Linked DNA regions of Homo sapiens: region 2 is linked to region 1. A link is a contact called in ENCODE Hi-C or POLR2A ChIA-PET data. All regions are on one chromosome and are shown on one strand. The core of a region is the stretch at or near the end of the contact, and the rest is flanking DNA. Distances in the headings are between cores, read along the strand shown. Region 1 has its middle 69 kb from the start of MIR4432. Region 2 overlaps LOC124906010.

Evidence for each region. Hi-C counts contacts between places; a loop is a spot of excess contacts on that map. ChIA-PET counts read pairs that join two places held with the same protein, here RNA polymerase II (POLR2A). Pooled maps may share reads with other maps.
Region 2: a map with no recorded cell type shows a loop between it and region 1 (2.0-fold over the local background). The contact joins two enhancer-like sites. A Hi-C loop is called at or near these places in 8 of 37 single-sample maps with no recorded cell type and 5 of 50 pooled maps. POLR2A ChIA-PET finds 5 or more read pairs at or near these places in 3 of 52 experiments (B cell, OCI-LY7 and activated B cell).

What each region holds. Positions count from the first base shown.
Region 1 is chr2:60,316,715-60,319,414 of GRCh38, forward strand. No RefSeq gene overlaps it. Among named protein-coding and RNA genes, the nearest start is that of MIR4432, 69 kb to the right of the region's middle. RefSeq lists an enhancer at 1,353-1,412. Within about 2 kb of position 1,302, at least 5 of the 41 ENCODE cell types and tissues checked have a DNase peak (open chromatin) inside an H3K27ac peak, as active enhancers do.
Region 2 is chr2:60,415,064-60,417,763 of GRCh38, forward strand. All of the region lies in intron 2 of LOC124906010, which reads right to left. Among named protein-coding and RNA genes, the nearest start is that of MIR4432HG, 25 kb to the left of the region's middle. Within about 2 kb of position 1,293, at least 6 of the 41 ENCODE cell types and tissues checked have a DNase peak (open chromatin) inside an H3K27ac peak, as active enhancers do.

The DNA.
Region 1 (2,700 bases), core at 52-2,551:
AGGTCACTGTGTGTCTGGGAAAATAGTCACAGGATACAATCCTTTATTAAAGGTCACTATTTTTCACCAGCACTTAACACACACTTACACACAAATTGAGACTGGAGATGGAAAAAAAAAACTGGGGGCTGCATCGCATTGTATATTGTGCTTGCAAGATTTATGTCTTGTGGTCACCAGCAATAAACACACACTGCTTCGGTATTAAAGTTCACATTAATCCACTGATTCCCCCTCCCCTTGAAACCAGCCTCTTCTTTGCCAGGCAAACCTGGGCAAATGGAGACTTTTGTTCATCTCTTTTGTTCCTTTCCCATCTTTCCCTTCCCTTGTTGCAAGTTGTTTTTGTATTGCTTTGTTTTTTTAATTATTTTTGGTGTTGGTGTTGTTGACATGCTGCCAGGAACTTTACTCCTAGTTCCCTCTCTTGCCCAGTGAATGATGTGTACCCAGCATTTGGGTCCAAGGCCATGTGCTGTCACCATGCCCGAGATGCAGTGTCCATGGATCTGTATGAGTCTCAGACCTTGAAAAGCAAAAGTCAAGTTCTTTTATGAGCTGCTGGTGAAAATCCAGGGGAGCACCTTGGTTAAGCCAGTAACTATAAAGCCACCAACGAGAGTACCAGTCCTGCCTATCCATTATGGCATATATTTTATTTTAGTAAATGCTTCCAATACACCCAAAAATAGCAATTGTATTTTCCTCCAGTAACAGACAGTTCACATTGGGTTACCAAAGAACGTTAACAATAACAATCCCTGCATTCATAACAAAAGAGATTATCAAAGATGTCAGCCCGAGCTGTTAGATTAATTTAGGCAAGAATTGCAAAAGAAAATATTTAGGGGAAATTCTATGAATTTCAAATAGCCAGTAAAATGTATGATGTTGAGGATTCCACTCTGCTCCATAGCACATCTTTGCAAAGCTTTTGCCAGTGATAGATTTCTGAGCTATCAAAAGCACATTAATTTTTTCTGATTAAAACAGCTGTGAAAATATACAAGTGTAACTGTGAAAAATCCAGGGCTTATTGTAATACTTTAAGCAAAACAAGGATAAAAGATTTTTAAATACGGACTTGCCAAAAGTAAAATATCTAACACGAAGGGAGCTAATTCTGCGTGTGCTTCTGATATTTTGGCATAAATACTTTAATCCTCTTGTCCATCCCGTTGGCACCTCGTCTACAGTTGACTTGTTAAGGGCGAGTTCCTTTGTAATGTCGTCAGCACCTCTCCATAGTTATTGACTGTGCTCTCATTAAAACGGCAAGATCACAAAACAGCAGAAGTGAGAAGAGGTGGGGAGGCAGCCGGCTCCTCACTACAAAGGTATTCAAAAAGGCACGAGAACCTAAAGGAGAAATGAAAAAACATGGCAGAAGTGAAACTGTCTGACAAGGAGGAGGAGAAGGAGGAGGAGGACCTTTCTGGAGGTGGGGCCAGGGTTTAGAAATTCTGTTTTTGTGTTTTTGTTTATTAGAAAAATACACAGGGCGTCACCAAAGCCAAGTTCAAGTTGCTTGTAGTCTTCGTGCAGAGTTATGCCATGCTTGGCACGTGAATGTAGCACACACACACAGACACACACGCCTTGTCTTCTTCTCATTGCTTAAAAATAAATCCTTTTTGGAGGAAGATGTCGACTTCTCTTGCTAGCATCCCTGCTTTGGGTTTAGCTAGTGATGATTTCACTGTGGGCCCAGACTCCTCATTCCTCATCTATTGCCTTGAAAGGAGCGACCTTATGAATAAAGTCACTGTGTGATTCAAAAGCATGGTTGGGGTGGGCATGCTTATTCAAAACAAGCTGCCTTTTGAGGGGAAGCATCCAAAATGTAACCCCCTAACTCTGAAGACAGCGTAAAGATGAAGAAAAGAAGAGAAGAGAAAAAAGAAAAGAAGCTCTCCCTCCCCGCCCTGCTGCAGGCTGGACACACAGGATGGGGCTGCGTGCTGCGTGAGCCCTCTGCCGGCTCCCATTCAGATGGGCGTTCTGAGATTGGAGGCTTCGGGTCTGACAGTGAAGTTGCCAAGTGCTACCCATTCCCAACATAGAGCCCAGACCCAGCATTCTCCTGCCTCCGAAACAACGACTCTCCTGCATGCAAATGCCACTGCTCCTCCAATCTGTTAACAGAGAAATCTGCAGTCCCACTGTAAACATAAGTGTCTGGGATTCCAACCCTCCAGCTCCCAAAATGTGCAAAGGCAATGCACTAATGCACAAAACGTCTGGGGCTCAGCCGAGGCGTTACATCAGTCTCTACAAAAGGATACTTTCAGGACAGCCAAGGATGAAGAGCTGGATTCTGAGGGAGTCTGAGAATTGCTGAGCCAAAAAGATCCCTCTCTTTCCTCCCCTCTGTCAAACTTTTCGTGCTCTTGCCCCTCTCTTCCTCTCAACTTCCACCCCCACCCTCCTTCAGCCAGGTGATTAATTCCTGGCCCCTACAAGTCTCTAAAGGGATCCACCCTCCCTGCAGTGACACCCAGTGCTAAGGGCAGAGAGGAACAACCAGAAGCTCATCTGTTGTCACATGTGGCCAAAAGCCCCCTCAGGCAGGCTGAATGTGCCCTGGTCCTTAGACACCTGGGCACTCTGCTGTGCCCTGAATAGGATGCTCCGTGGTATAACCCAGCCGGGACCACAAGCCTGGCCACCATCTGGGGGTTCATGATGCCCTGCATCCCA
Region 2 (2,700 bases), core at 43-2,542, 98 kb after region 1:
TCATTCGAGTGCATATGTAGTGATATCTCCTTGTGGTTTTAATTTGCATTTCCCTAATGACTAATGATGTTCAGCATCTTTCCATGTGTTTATTTGCCATGCCTTCTTTGGTGGAATGTCTGTTCAAATCTTTCGCTCATTTTCATTGTGTTGCATTGATTTCTTACTATTGACTTTTGAGAGTGCTTTATTTATTCCGGATACAAGTTCTTTATCAGATGTATTTTTTGCAAAAACTTTCTCCCAGTCTGTCTTGTCTTTTTACTTTATTAACAGTGTCTTTCGAAGAGCAAAAGTTTTAAACTTCGATAATGCCTGATTTATCAATTTTTTATTTAATAGTTTGGTTTGTGTGTGCATGTGTGTCCTATTTAAAAATTATTTCTCAGGCCGGGCACGGTGGCTCACGCCTGTAATCCCAACACTTTGGGAGGCCGAGGCTGGCGGATCACCTGAGGTCGGGAGTTTCAGACCAGCCTGACCAACATGGAGAAACCCCGTCTCTACTAAAAATACAAAATTAGCTAGGCATGGTGGCACATGTCTGTAATCCCAGCTACTCAGGAGGCTGAGGCAGGAGAATCGCTTGAACCCGGGAGGCAGAGCTTGCAGTGAGCCAAGATCGTGCCATTGCCCTCCAGTGTGGGCAATAAGAGCAAAACTCCATCTCAAAAAAAAAAAAGCATTTCTCTAATGCAAGGTCACATCGATTTTCTCCATGTTTTCTTTTATAGTTGTTGCCCTGCATTTAGATCTGTGATCCACTTTAAGTTAACTTTTGTGTGTGGTGTGACTTGTAGGTTGAAGTTCTTTTTTTGCATATAAATTCTAATTATTCCAGCTCCTTTGATGAAAAGATTGCCCTTTCCCCCATTAAACTGCTTGTGCATCTTTGTCAAAATTCAGTTAATCTTATATGCATGGGTCTATCTCTGGACTTTGTTCTATTGATCCTGTCTGTCTGTACACTAACACCACAAGTTTTGAAGTCAGATAGCACTGTATAAGTCCTCCAAATGTGTTTTTCTTTTTCAAAATTGCTTTAACTATTTTAGGCATTTGCATTTCCACATACATTTTAGAATCAGTTTGTCAATTTCAACAAAAAAAGCCTGCTGGGATTTTGATTGGATTTGCATTGACTATTGATCAATTTCTCTCCCTGTTATGTTTTAAGCTCCTGGAGGACAAGGAACCTATCTTGCATTTCCCCATGGTTCCTGAGCCATAGTAAACTATGTGCTTATCTCTGGCAATGCGGCTGTGATTGGGGGCGGGGAGGGTGAAAGCCAAGCGAGAGAGGGTAAAGCAGAAGGCAAGGAATGGTGTAGAGTCACAGGCAGACGTGAGGATGATGAATGCGAACTCTTGGCTGGTGTCATGTATTCTGGCAGTGGCACAAGGAAGTGGTGACTCGGGAGAGGCCAGTTTTCTTCTCATAGCCAAGGTCACTGTTTCACAATCAGGGAAAGTTGCAAGATCCCCAGAACTTGAGATTTCTAGGACAAGCTAGGGTTCCTAGAGTCTGGGATCTGGTGAACAATCGCCAAAGAATAGAATGGAAGTTGATTTCATGTCTGTCTGACTTTAGCTTCCTTCTAGAAAGAGCTAGAAAGGTCTCAGAGATCATCTAGTCCACATTTTATAGATGAGCAAAACAAGAACTGGAAAGACTGAGGTCACAGAGTTAAACAGTGAATTGGTAGCACCCTAAGACTACGAAAAAAATCAGGTCTTCTGTCCTCAAGGCTGTTGACCTTTTGGCTACATCACATCTCCCCCCACTTTTTTTTTTTTTTAGTAATGTTTGTCCTCTCCTGTCTGTCACCAGAGCCATTTACGTCACAGAACTGGAGCTCTTAGAAGTCAATCAGTTGGCTGTGCCAGAAAGTCAGAATTTGGTCTTCAAGTCCCCCCGATGCCTCCTCCTTTCCTGTGCATCTATCAACACAAGACATTATTAAGAAAGCTTAGTGACTTCTCATCAAAATCCCCTCTATAACCAGACTCCCTTTCCCTGCCATTTGCTTCAAGCCAGCTTTGGCCTTCCCAGGTATTTTGGTGAGATGGGATGGGCTATAAACCAGAAATCAGGGACATGGTTTTTAAACCACCTATTCCTTACTCATCAGGCAAATCACTGAACTTCTCCACCCATGGTTTTCTCTCTCAAATGAGGACGGTAATACTCACCCTATCTGCTTGAAGGCTTATAAGAACACAGTGAAAATAGAGCAGAAGTCCCCTCCAATGCCTACAAGGTGGCATATAATGGAAGATACAGGGAAGAAGATAACACACTCCAGAAACAAACTTTTTCTGAAACCTCACTGCCAGAAGCAGGAATTACAAAGGAGATTTATGGGTACATTGTCAGGCCTCTGAGCCCAACCTAAGCCATCATATCCCCTGTGACCTGCATGTATACATCCAGATGGCCTGAAGTAACTGAAGAATCACAAAAGAAGTGAAAATGACTTGTTCCTGCCTTAACTGATGACATTACCTTGTGAAATTCCTTCTCCTGGCTCATCCTGGCTCAAAAGCTCCCCCACTGAGCACCTTGTGACCCCCGCCCCTGCCCGCCAGAGAACAACCCCCTTTGACTGTAATTTTCCATCACCTTCCCAAATCCTATAAAATGGCCCCACCCCTATCTCCCTTCACTGACTCTCTTTTCAGACTCAGCCCGCCTGCACC